Regions from separate parts of the Homo sapiens genome. Here regions 1 and 2 are each linked to region 3. The links are chromatin contacts, found by Hi-C or POLR2A ChIA-PET in ENCODE. All regions are on one chromosome and are shown on one strand. Each heading gives the region's core, a stretch centred on a gene start or an enhancer-like site at or near the end of the contact. The rest is flanking DNA. Distances are from core to core; before and after follow the strand shown.

Region 1 (4,130 bases), core at 304-2,803, 310 kb after region 3:
AACTGATTCTACCCCAGAGTCCCAAGCGTCCACCCCCGTACCCTTCCAGTTCAGTTCAGTTAGAGTTCAGTTAGAGTCAATTTAGGTGACCAAATCTCATCCTGCTCTCCTCCTTAAATTTACCACTAAACGGTAGCTAAAATTTGTGGTCCCTTATACGCTTGAAGCCCACGCCAAATGACTTTACTTGTCAACCTCTATTGTATGTCTTGGATATGCCCCCATGCAAGGCACTCTGACTTGTTTGGCCTTAGCATGTGTGGACAGCCTTGGGCCCAGCCCTAAATTTTCGATTGTAAACCCAGGTGTATCCCTAAGAGATATAGCTGTCTAGGAAGTTTCCCTGTTTCAGGTGTCAGTTTCCTATTCTGAGCTAGACAATTCTAAAATGCCTATGCCCCACGCCTCCCCTTTAGAAACTGAGGAAGAAGTGAGGGGAAAGAAAAGTTGACTAGAGTATTTGTTTTTACATAGGCATAATGGGCACAATTAGGCAATACATTATTTTGAATATGCAGACCAGGTGCTATAATGTTAGGAATCTGAATTAAAATTTCAAATGTCTTTTGTTAGAGTATAGCCGGGGTTGGCATCGTTTTGTGTTTGTCATAAAGAGGTATTTACTAAATGGCCTTTCTTTCTTGAAACAGTCCACACAGGCCTAATACTTATTCATTCATTCAACAAATATGGAAGGTCTACTATGTGACAAGGATGGCTTATTATGTTCTCATAGCCATAGCTCATTGTCACTCAGGTAGGACACATACAAGTTCTGCTACATATAATATAGTTTTATGTATTTTACTAAATTGTAAAACCTTTGATGTCTGGGATTATGTCTTGTTAATTTTTGTATCCCCCTGTATCACTGAGAGCAGTGATACACATCACAGGGATACAATACATATTTGAATTATGCCATAATGTTTTAAAAGACATAACAAACGCACTAGAAGACATAACAAACGCACTATGTAAGTTTTTTTTACTGTTAGCAGTCTAAAGCAGATGTATCAACAGGGTATCACTGTTATGCAAGTAAATAAATATTAAGTGTTTACAGAGAAGGATATGTTCACTTCAAGAGTGAAGGAACAAGAGAAATATATAATTGGGTGGAGACTGGTGTGGAAGAAGCTAATCTTCCTCCGGTCACTCCAGAATGATTGTGTAGAGTTACTAGAATGTCAGTCTTTTCATTCTGAAGTATTTTCATCTCTCTCACCTTTCTACAACTACTCCACCCCTTTCAGCTCCTTCCCAACGGCTGTAGCCAACTGATTCTACCCCAGAGTCCTAAGAGTCCACCCTGTACTCCTCCAACTCCTGTTCAAGAATGCTCCAGACCAGGAGCTTTAGGGACTCGGGTCGGGAAAACACGGGGTCACGCGCGGGGCAAGCGCCAAACTGGCCGCAGCCTGGGGAGCGGCGCTAAAGGCGGGGCTGCGACGGGGCGGAGCGGGAGGAGGCCCGGGGGCGGCCTGGGTGTCACCACCAACCCGCTCCGGCCGGAAACTGGCGCCTGTTTCCGGCCGGACAGCAGAAAGCCACCGATCCTGAACCAGCCGCCGGAGCCGGAGTGGCGACCGGGTGCGGAGTGGGCAAAAAGCCACTGGGGGAGGCCAGTCCCGATCAGTCCTTTCTGGCTCCAGCTCCAGATCCCGTGCGGAGCAACAGCTGCGGTCGCAGTCTCCACCACCGCCTCCACCTCCATCGCCGTCGGGGGAGGGGCCGGCCGGACCCCGGGGTCACTGCCGAGGAATGAAGAGAGGCGGCCGGGCCCCGCGCTCCGCCCCGGCCTAGGGCCTTGCCCCGGGAGCCCGCGAGGGTAACGGAGCCCCCCGTCCTGACACCGTCCCCCGTCTGCTCCCGCCCCTCCCGGCTTCTCAGACTCGCAAACTCTGCTCCTCAGATCGCCACTGTCCCCTTTCTCCTTTCTGAATCTGTTTCACCCGAAGCCATCTCCCCTCGGCACTCCTTTCTCGCCCTGACTGCTCCTTGCTTCGTCCCGATCTTTCCTCCTCCCTTTCACCTGCGTCCTGCGTTCCTACCCCGCGCTCTCCAGCTCCCGGCCTCCCTTCCTGAGCTGTGCTGGCCAGTTTGGACGGTCCCCCCTTGTCAGCTAGACTTTCGGGAGGGATGGTGGAGTTTTAAGGTGATTAAGATGCAGTGTATTATCCCCACAGTAGGATAAAGTTCATTTAAAATCTCAATATAATACTAAAATGAAAAGCAAATAAGCTTATTCTTCCTATTGATAGCCAAACTAAGGTGCATACAGTAATGGAGGAAAGGCGAGAAAAAGGTGTGTGTGTGTGTTTGTGTGTGTGTGTGAGAGAGGGAGAGAGACGGAGGTTGACGGATTCTAGGGCAGTCTTAAGAACTTTAGAAAAAAGAAAAGTTGCCATGAGCCGATGGAAACTTTAGAAGCTGATGATGAGTAAGCCGGGGGCTGCGTGATCTCACTCTTCTCATAATTACTAGGTTAACGGTGTGGCTCCGGTCGGGATGGAATGGGATTTGTTTACTGGGCCGGCGTATTTTTAGCTTGTCGGCTCACAAGGACCAGCGCTCAGAGTCTCTTTCTCCCCGCTCGTGGTAGTCTTTCTTGTCTAACCTAGGTGGCTTCTCTGGGCACAATAAAGATGTAAAAATTTGAAATTAGAAACTGACTGGTGGAATTTTATGGAAGAAGTTCCCCACAAACTTTTCAGGCAGCTTTTCACGAATGCAAAGCCTAGAATTAGCAGGACGTTGACTTTTATTTTCCTTATCTTTTTATACGTACTACGTAACGCTTTGCTTAGAAATTCACATGCTGCTAATTTTTCAGTCTTTGGCCTCTAGTACTGTATATTTAGGAGATTTTTGAGGAGGCTGGATCCCTTTGTCTTTCAGAATCTATTTCAAAGGTGGAAAAGGACAGAGTAGAGAAAGAGGTGGCGGTAAGACTGGCTCCAAAGAGTTGCTAACCCCTAAATATTTAAAAAAGTTTCTATGCTATGTAACTTCTGAAAACATGTAGAAAATTTTCTTCCTACTAAATGAGATTGCATTCCTGATGGGGAGAAGACTTCAGGGACGGAAGCTGGGTGGCTAGGGAGAATCAGAGGTAGTTAAATATTTGCTGTGTATAACTTACAAATACATTATGCGCAAACAATGAAGAATTAATTATACGCTTTGTCTTCATTGTTTTTCAAGTAGTTCTTTTAACGTTCAGTAACCAACCTGCTGTGCTAGTCTATTGATATTTTGAAGGCTGAACAAAACTGTAAAATAAATGAACTTGATGTTGCTCCTCTGCAGGCTGAATACCCCCGACCGTTCTAATTTCCACTATTGACCCAGCTTGCCTCAGAGCACCTCCCTGACAAAGTGGCCAGTTACTATGTACTTAGAGATTGCAAATCAATGCAAATATTAGCTCATACTAGGAATAATTAAGAAGGTAAATATGCTGAAAACATATATTCCAAAACCAAAATAGATTTTTTCGATTTTACCCTCATTTTTGATTATCACCACCTTTCTGCCAATAATTATCCGTTAACATGAATAATTTAGAATTGAACAGATATCTGCTTTGGACATTACACTTTCAAGATAGAAGGAAAGATGGAAGGAAGATAGTGCCAAACTAATTTTTTATTGTCATTGCCTTATTTGACTTATTCCTTGCTTTTAATACTGAAGACTCCCTCGGAAAAAAATGTAAAACTTTGCCAAAGCAAGAGCTGGCTATCTACTGACTTGTATAAGGCCCGGTGACTGGTAATGAATGCTAATCATTAGGTGGCCTTTAGTGGCCTTATGTTGCCAACAACTTGGAAAATTTCCCAAAGCTTTATTTGTTTAATCTTTCTTTTGAGACCCCTATTTAAAAAACGACTTAATTTGGAGACGAAAATCTAATTTTTAAAAACCACATACACCTTTCCCAGAATCTGTTGATGATCAATAATTGTTTTGATCTGTGTGAGTTGATTGGTGCCAATATTAGTGATGATATCTGGGTAAATTCTATTTATATCTGCATCTAGCAACTCCCTAAGTTGAACTGCATACTTTATTCCAGGGCATGGGGATCAAAGGGGTTGAAGAAGCCTAGGAATGAGTGGAGAGCT
Region 2 (4,689 bases), core at 1,985-4,484, 420 kb after region 3:
TTTTTAGTAGAGATGGGGTTTCACCATGCTGCCCAAGCTGGTCTCGAACTCCTGACCTCAGGCGATCCGCCCGCCACGGCCTCCCAAACTGCTGGGATTACAGGTGTGAGCCACCACACCCAGCCAGAAGCTTCATTTTAAACAATCTCATGGGAGTTCTTACCTGAGAAAATCTGAAAACCACTGCCTTGGGGTTACCATTGACTCCCCTCTCACTCTAGTCCATTTCTGTTCCAATCAAACCATTTTCTGATTTTATGGTAGCTCTCAAATAAACTCCTTCCTTTCCATTCCCACAGATGACTTGTAAGTCAGGGTTCTACCCTCACTCTGGATTGATCTCTGTTCCTCCAGTCTCCCATGCCAACTCACTTACACATCACTGCCAGATCCATCTGCCCCCAGATGCTCTCTGGCATGTCTGTACTCAAAATTTGTCAATGACTCCCTACTGCCCAACCACATGCACCTTAAATTCTTTAGCTAGAAATGGTCAAGATATATGTTAACCGGGCCGGGCGTGGTGGCTCACGCATGTAATCCCAGCAATTTGGGAGGTCGATGCAGGCAGATTGCTTGAGGTCAGGAGTTTGAGACCAGCCTGACCAATATGATGAAACCTCGTCTCCACTAAAAATACAAAAATTAGCCGGGCATGGTGGCAGGCACCTGTAATCCCAGCTACTCGGGAGGCTGAGACAGGAGAATCGCTTGAACCTGGGAGGCGAAGGTTGTAGTGAGCTGAGATTGGGCCATTGCACTCCAGTCTGGTCAACAAGAGCAAAACTCCGTCTCACAAAAAAAAAAAAAAAAAAAAAAAAAAAGATATATGTTAACCAAGTTTTTTTCTCTAATAATTTCCACATTGAGATTATTGGAAAGTTGCTTCTATAGACATTACTCGAGCTCCCCTCAGAAATATGACAATATCTGTAATGCTCAAAAAGGGCTACATTGCGGGGCATGGTGGCTTACGCCTATAATCCTAGCACCTTGGGAGGCTGAGGTGGGCGGAGTGCCTGAGCTCAGGAGTCTAAGACCAGCCTGGGCAACATGGTGAAACCCTGTCTCTATAAAATACAAAAAATTAGCTGGGTGTGGTGGCACAAGCCTCTAGTCCCAGCTACTTGGGAGGCTGAGGCAGGAGAATTGCTTGAACCTGGGAGGCGGAGGGAGGCTGCAGTGAGCTGAGATCGCGACACTGCACTCCAGCTTGGGCAACAAAGTGAGACTCCATCTCAAAAACAAAAACAAAAACAAAAACGCTACGGGTAGTGGCTCACGCCTGTAATCCCAGCATTTTGGGAGGCTGAGGCAGGAGGATCACCTGAGGTCAGGAGTTTGAGACCATCCTGGTCAACATGGTGAAACCCCATCTCTACTAAAAATACAAAAAAATAGCTGGGTGTGGTGGTGCATGCCTGTAATCCCAGCTACTGGGGAGGCTGAGGCAGAAGAATCGCTTGAACCCAGGAGGCGGAGATGGCAGTGAGCCGAGATCGTGCCATTGCACTGCAGCCTGGGCAACAAGAGCGAAACTCCATCTCAAAAAAAAAAAAGAAAAGAAAAGAAAAGAAAAAAAAGGCTATATAAAGGTTTCTTCATCATCTGTAATCATTTTCTTAGTTCTTATCCTCTTTTCACTGCTTTAGTGGTTTTTAAAAACATTTTTCTTTTAAACAAATACAAATACTACTTTTTGGAAATGAACAGGCTGTAAAAAAGCCAAACATTCCCCCCCTCAAGATGAAATTCAAATGTGTCCCTGCCTATATCCCCTGTCTTGTCCATTAACTCACTTCTCAGTCCAGCGTCTATGTCTTTGCTCAGGTTCTTCTCCCTGCCTGCAGCACCTATCCTCTCCTTTCTGGTTAATTTTGTGCTTTCCTTTAAAGATCCAACTAGATCACTTCCCTCATAAAGCCCTTCCCGACTAGTCTACAAGTATCTTTCTTCTCCCAAGAACACCTGTGGCACTGATTCAGCAGTCCATTAAGAACACAGCCTCATAGTGTAATTTCTTTTAATGTATAGGATTGTTTCCAACTCATCAGGTCTGGTGCAATTCTGTCACGATTTAACATGGAACATCCGGGCTGCCCTTCCTGAATAGTCCAGGGCAAGAGCAGTAGTGAGTGATTCTTCTCTTTTCTCGGGTTCACTTTGACCTGAAGCAAGTTGCTATCTTCGGAGAGTATGTATGGACCCCAACAGAATGGGGCCCAGGGGTCTTCATCCCTTACAAATCCTGGACTGTATCAAAGGGAAGGCCTCGGTAATTCGTGCTCACCCAGCCCATTCGGATCCTGGTCCTCCCTCTCTTGGGGTTCAGGGGGTTCCTAGAGTTTTCTTGTTCCCACCCAGGCATGGGGGGCTAGTGTCCAGCTGAGAGTTCTCTCTCCACTGGGCGGGGGTCCGTGCCTGGATGGCCAGCGCATGGACCGGACCTCCCAGCTCCTCGGCCAGCGCTGCGTGGACCAGCCGGTGTCGTTGTAGGGGGCTCAGTCCCTCGAAACGAGAGCTCACCACAGCCACGCGGAAGTGAGTCTCACTGCCAGGCGGGACCGCGTGGCCACCGCTCTCGTTGCGAAGCTCTAGCACCTCGGGGCTCAGGGCCTCCTCCAACTTCGTGCGAATGGCGGCCTCCACCGGACCGATGGCCCCGGATCCCGCGCTGCCCTGGCACAAACAAACGCGGCCAGCCATGGAGACCAGACCCAGGACCAGCCGCCCACTCAGCATGGGCTACGCCAGAGACTCAGACGCCAGGAGTGAGGGTCGGGGCGATCCGCCTGGTGAGAGCACAATGTCAACACCCGCCCCGCGATCCCCGCATCCGCCCTAACCCCACGCCCGGACGTCCACACCAGCTCCTATAGGGAGCCCGCCTTGATGCCACACGGGGAGACCCGAGACACCGCCCCTTTTCTCTACGTGACGTGGTGAATTCGACCTCCAGCTGTGGAAGTGAAGGGACAAGCGAAGATTAGAAAGGCCCGCACGCGAGGCGCGTTCGTTCCTTAGGGGATTTGCAAAGAATGGGCAAAAGTAGGGCATGTGCAACTGCGTACTTGTGGTTGGGCCGAAGCCCCTGTGTTCCCTGTGAAGCCCCGGAGACGCCCCTTCTACCTGCCGCTCAGCCTCGGCCACTGCGATTCCCGCTCAGGGCCAGGACTCTGGACGCTCCGGAGCAAAATGCAGTCCTGGCGCCCTTCCTGAGGCACGCTGGGAAATGGAGTCCTCGCTGCGCGTTGGTAGCACGGGCAGGCACCACGTGGTGCCCTGAGGGCTCATGGGAACTGTAGTCTCGGATTCTCCCCACTGGTAAGGTGGTCAGAAAGTCTGAACCCAGCAATGCAAAGAAAAAGGGAATTCACGCGCAGTTGGGATTGGGATTATTAGATCTATTTTACTGCCAATAGATCTTGTAGATCATCCAGCCCAACTCCTTTATTTTATATGCAAGAAAATGGAAGTCTGATTGAATACATAATTACTGTGCCCCAGACTAGTGCTGGGGACTGGGGAGTCAAGTCAGGCCCTGTTTTCAAGGAGACAACAGAGCACTGAAGACTAACAAGTGAGCGGACAATTGCAATACTGGGTACTAGGTGCTACGATGAGATAAACACAGGATGCTAAGGAGGCAAGTTACCCAGACTTGGCCGGGGTTGGAGAGGTGGAATGGGAGGCGGGCAGAGAATATTTCCGAGATTTAGGGAAACAGTTCAGCAGAAACAACATGAGAATCCATTTCTCAGTCCCTCATAGTGAGGTTTTGGCTTTGGTAGCTGCATGTGTAAAGGACAGGAGGAGAGAGAATTTTGAGGGAGTCTTTCCTTCTGGTGTAGTTAGGGTGTGGTTATGTGTGGTTGGAGCCTAGGGGGCAGCTGATGGTGATGAGTAGGGTACCAGGAGGAGAGGAACGGGCCAGACCACCCCAGGCCTTGTAGCCCTTGTTAGGCAATTTTGTCTTTATCCTAGAAGTAGTGGGAAGCTACTGAGGTTTTAAGCAGGGATGTAACAGGATGTAATTTTTCCAGGATGATTCTTAACTTGTAAAATTATTTAAATTTTATTTTGTATCCTTAATATATTTACATATTTCTAAATGTTTTTCCCCAACTTCTCATTTTGAAAAATGTCAAAGCCACAGAAAAGTTGAATAGTTCAAAGCAACACCCTCTACCTTTCACTTGACCCACCATTTTTTGCATTTATATTTATTTTATACTTGTACATATATACTCATATATTTAAGTACTTTACATATACTTTAAAATATATTTATATGCTTTTTTGGATGAACCATTTGAAAGTAAGTTGCAGATAGCATGACATTTCACCCCTAACTACTCCAATATGTATCTCCTAAGAACAAAGATATTCTCATACATAACCACAATAACCTTATCACACTCAAGAAATTTAAACTATGACATACACTGTTTTCCCTAGCCTTTAAAAAAAATTAAAACTTCCAGAAAATTTGCAAGATTAATACAATGAGCAACCCATTTATCCACTCTTCACCTAGGTTCACTGATAAGATTTTGCCAGACTTGGCTTTGTATCTCTTTTAATGTATGTGTGTATAATAATAATGAAATAATAATAATTATTTCTGCTGAATCACTTGAGTTAGGTGCAGAAATCTTATTTATTTATTTTTTTTTGAGATGGAGTTTT
Region 3 (4,466 bases), core at 910-3,409:
CCATCAGCTGACTTGATGATCCTTCAGCTCAGAAAAGAATACCCTCATTTTTATTTTGAGACAGAGTCTCACTCCGTCGCCCAGGCTGGAGTGCAGTGGCGTAATCTTGGTTCACTGCAACCTCCATCTCCTGGGTTCACTTGATTCTCCTGCCTCAGCCTCCCAAGTAGCTGGGACTACAGGCATGCACCACCACGCCTGGCCAATTTCGTAGTTTTAATAAAGACACGGTTTCACCATATCGGCCAGGTAATGCCTTACCTCAAGTGATCTGCCCACCTTGACCTCCGAAAGTTCTGGGATTACAGGCGTGACCCACTGCACCTGTCTCTACTAAAAATACAAAAATTAGCCAGGTGAGGTGGTGGGCACCTGTAATCCCAGCTACTTATGAGGCAGAGGCAGGAAAATCACTTGAACCCAGGAGGCGGAGGTTGCGGTGAGCCAAAATCATGTGCACTCCAGCCTGAGCGACAGAGTGAAACTGTGTCTCCAAAAAAAAAAAAAAAAAAAAAAAAGCCAGGTGCGGTGGCTCACGCCTGTAATCCCAACACTTTGGGAGGCCAAGGCGGGTGGATTATCTGACGTCAGGAGTTCGAGACCAGCCTGGCCAACATGGTGAAACCGCATCCCTATTAAAAATACAAATATTAGCTGGGCGTGGTGACCTGCACCTGTAATCCCAGCTACTCTGGAGGCTGAGACAGGAGAATCCCTTGAACATGGAAGGCGGAGGTTGCAGTGAGCCGAGATCGCACCACTGCACTCCAGCCTGGGCGACAGAGCAAGACTCCGTCCCGGGGAAAAAAAAAAAAGGTGTCTAAATGGGAGTCAATAAATTGACTGACCTCAATTTCCAAGCTCAGCTATTCCCAGCAGTGCCACTTATCAAAGATCTGGGAATCATCTTTCAAGATGTTTTAAGACATCTTTTCTCCAAAAAATCCAGTCTGATTAACTTCTACATTCTTGGTAAGTTTAGCCTCTATACTAGAGTCTATAAGACTTGATGCCAAATAGACTCACTTTTGGTATATCCAAAGGAAGCTAGTAGATTGAAGTGATGAAACTAAGACTGAAAGATTTTCTGCCTCAGTGACAAGTTACGTGAGTAATTCTATGGTGGTTCTATTACCCCACAATGAGTAGACATACAGCGTACCAATTTCTACATATTACACATGTATTGCACAAAAGCGGCATATCCAGATGCCATAGAAAGTGAAAACAAGAGTTCACACAGAAACAGTTGGGACACTGAGCCCCACCATTTACAAGCCCTTGGGCAAGTTAAGTAATTCTTTGGAGCCACAGTTTACCATCTTACAAAATGAGTACTGCCATATTTACATCCTAATTCATTCAATAAATATTTATTGAGTAACTACTAAGTGTCAAGCAATGTACTAGGTGCGGTGGATACATAAAACAGTGAGCAAAACTAACAAGAGTCCTCACCTTAACGGGTCTTATATTCCACTAGAATTGAATGATAGGCTAGAAAGTATAAGCAATTTGAAAGCCCAAAGCAATAAATGAGGTGCCACTGTTACCTCCATAAGATGACGTGCAAACTAAACAGCCAATGGATAAAAAAGTTTCAAACGGTAATTAGCCTTGTCACTAATCAAATGCTCAACAATAACTGCGAGGTGCGGGGGTAGTGGGGGTGCGGAAGGAAAGCGAGGTACAATGATCTCTCCTCTCAATGAGCAGGCAGCAGAATCCAAATCCAGTCTTCAGAAGGAATTCCTTACTCCGTGCTCTTGTTTGCTACAACCTGAGTTTCCCTCTGCAGCCCCCCACTCCCCCGCTAATCTTCATTTTTACTCTCTCCGTCACTCCAACCAGTCTCTTACTCTACCTTGTTCTACCTAAACTCCTCACCCCAGAGCTGGTCTCCCAACCCGGTCTCCTTCCCGCCCCCGCCCTTTTCCTCTCAACAATCTCATTCCAACCTCTTCTCCCACCAAACCAGGTACTCCTTTCACACTCCTTCCCGCTGAACCCTCCCGCTTCGGTCCTCCCCTTGGACTGAGTCCCCGGCCACAGTGGCGCGGACTGGAATTACCCTCTGTGGGCCCGGGGCCACTACTCACCTCACAAACTTCAGCCCCTGAGACGGAGCCCGAACGTTACACCGGAACCGGAAACCTTCTGACCGCCCTACGGCGTGCCGTCGCTACCGCCACCGCCGCCGCCACGCCGCTGTCTCCCAACACGTGACCAAGGAGGGCCGGGCCGCCAATTCGCGCAGCCGTATTTGCCACTTTCTTGGAGGCTGAACGCATGCGTCGCAGAACCGAAAAGTTTCCCTGAGCAATTTCCTTGCTTTCTATTTCCCAGGCTAAACCTATTAGCTAGATTTCTGCCAAGGTTTTTTTTTTAGCTTTTTTTTTGAGACGGAGTCTCGCTCTGTCGCCCAGGTTGGAGTGCAGTGACGCGATCTCGGCTCACTGCGAGCTCCGCCTCCCGGGTTCACGCCATTCTCCTGCCTCAGCCTCCCGAGTAGCTGGGACTACAGGCGCCCGCCACCACGCCCGGCTGATTTTTTGTATTTTTAGTAGAGCCGGGGTTTCACCGTGTTAGCCAGGATGGTCTCGATCTCCTGGCCTCGTGATCCGCCCGCCTCAGCCTTCCAAAGTGCTGGGATTACAGGCGTGAGCCACCGCGCCCGGCCGATTTCTGCCAAGTTAATGTCTTTAACTTCCTGAAGCGGAAATTGGGCTACTTGCTGTTTTCCTCATATGGAGAATAAGTGCGCAAAAGTAAACTTAGGCTAGAATGAAGAGCGAGGCTTCTGCGTTTGTGTTCAAACACAGCCTTTCTGGTAGAAAGTAAACCCTTTCTCCCTAATTTAACAGTGGTGTCAGGCCGGGCGCCGTGGCTCACGCCTGTAATCCCAGCACTTTGGGCTCAATAAATGACAAGTGAGACCTACCAGTATTGTTTTCTCCATTCTATCAATAGGTCTATATATTAACTTCTCTCCAAAATGAGGCTCTAACCTACTGACCCTTTATTTTTTATTTTTATTTTTTATTTTTTGAGACGGAGTCTCGCTCTGTCGTCAGGCTGGAGTGCATTCGGCTCACTGAAACTTCCGCCTCCCGAGTAGATGGGACTACAGGCGCGCGACCACCACGTCCAGCTAACTTTTGTATTTTTAGTAGAGACGGGGTTTCACCATGTTGGCCAGGATGGTCTCCATCTCTTGACCGCGTGATCCGCCCACCTCGGCCTCCCAAAGTGCTGGGATTACAGGGTTGAACCACCGCGCCCGGCCCCTACTGACTCTTTAAATCGATGATTCATAACAACATGTGTGTGGACAAAGATAGTTTGGAAAAAGATTGTCCAGTATTATGACACAATTTCTTATATGAGAAATGGAAAAAATTCCATTATTTTTATATTATAAACTATCCAAACTAAAGTTCCAAAATGTCTTCTTGGTGGTAGGCTGACTAGAAGATGCAGTTGTTCTTCAGGGAGGTTATTCACATTCCCCAGATAGTAGGAGATTTTTGTATCTAAAGATAACAATGTACATACCAAGCCCCACCTTCCCTGATGGGGCAGCACGACATAACAGGATAAAGCCTGGCTCTGAAGGAACAAGTTGGGGGAGTTTGAACCTACTGCTCAACTTATTCACAAATCAGTTTCCCCACCTACAGCTTCTAACACCAATGTCTCACAAAATATTCACTCAAAAAGTCTGTTGAATGGGTTAATGAGTTTCAACATTGCAGGGTTGTTGTAAATTTATTTTGTTTTGGTGCTTCTAACAGTCTGCGTTCAATTCCCTATGGAGAAATGTGTTTCTAGAAACTGGTTTTAGGCCAGGTGTGGTGGCTTACGCCTGTAATCCCAACACTTTGGGAGGTCGAGGCGGGTGGATCACTTGAGGTCAGGAGTTTGAGACCAGTCTGCCGACATGGTGAAACCCCATCCCTACTAAAAAAAATGCAAAAATTAGCTGGGTGTGGTGGTGGGCACCTGTAATCCCAGCTACTCAGGAGGCCGAGGCAGGAGAATTGCTTGAACCCGGGAGGTGGAGGTTGCAGTGAGCCAAGATCGCGCCACTGCACTGCAGCCTGGGCGACAGAGGGAGACTCCATCTCGACAAAACAAAACTGATTTTATTTCCAATTTTTAGAATTGGATACATTTAAACTGTAGCTTTCCGGTTACTAGCTGTGTTTCCTTCAGGTAATTTTTTCTGAGATTGTTTCCTCAATTATAGAATAAGAATCTCTACTTCAAAAAGGTATCGTGAGGATTAAATGTAATGTGTAAGACACAGTGTGGTACTGGCGTAAGAACAGGCAGGTAAACCAACAAAAGAGAATAGAGGGTCGGGCGCGGTGGCTTACGCCTGTAATCCCAGCACTTTGGGAGGCCGAGGTGGGCAGATCACGAGGCCAAGAGATCGAGACCATGCTAGCCAACATGGTGAAACC

Evidence for each region. A loop is a pair of places that touch in the nucleus more often than their neighbours do. ChIA-PET counts read pairs that join two places held with the same protein, here RNA polymerase II (POLR2A). Pooled maps may share reads with other maps.
Region 1: a pooled map shows a loop between it and region 3 (10-fold over the local background). The contact joins the promoter of OTUD7B here to the promoter of PRPF3 in region 3. A Hi-C loop is called at or near these places in 1 of 37 single-sample maps with no recorded cell type and 8 of 50 pooled maps. POLR2A ChIA-PET finds 5 or more read pairs at or near these places in 1 of 52 experiments (activated CD4-positive, alpha-beta T cell).
Region 2: a loop to region 3 is called in a pooled map, with 11 times the contacts of the local background. The contact joins the promoter of BOLA1 here to the promoter of PRPF3 in region 3. A Hi-C loop is called at or near these places in 6 of 50 pooled maps. POLR2A ChIA-PET finds 5 or more read pairs at or near these places in 2 of 52 experiments (Caco-2 and OCI-LY7).

Annotation. Positions count from the first base shown.
Region 1 is chr1:150,008,149-150,012,278 of GRCh38, reverse strand. It overlaps OTUD7B (OTU deubiquitinase 7B), which reads left to right and starts at 1,553. Exons shown (of 12, transcript NM_020205.4): 1 at 1,553-1,831. RefSeq lists silencers at 1,392-1,441, 1,702-1,991 and enhancers at 2,512-2,561, 1,926-2,808.
Region 2 is chr1:149,898,113-149,902,801 of GRCh38, reverse strand. It overlaps BOLA1 (bolA family member 1), which reads right to left and starts at 3,234. Exons shown (of 2, transcript NM_016074.5): 1 at 3,130-3,234; 2 at 2,007-2,792. The coding sequence starts at 2,742. The coding sequence ends at 2,329. It overlaps LOC124904412 (a long non-coding RNA gene), which reads left to right and starts at 3,254. Exons shown (of 2, transcript XR_007066597.1): 1 at 3,254-3,324. RefSeq lists an enhancer at 3,141-3,200.
Region 3 is chr1:150,319,226-150,323,691 of GRCh38, reverse strand. It overlaps PRPF3 (pre-mRNA processing factor 3), which reads right to left and starts at 2,159. Exons shown (of 16, transcript NM_004698.4): 1 at 2,100-2,159. RefSeq lists enhancers at 2,061-2,110, 2,301-2,350, 2,480-3,045.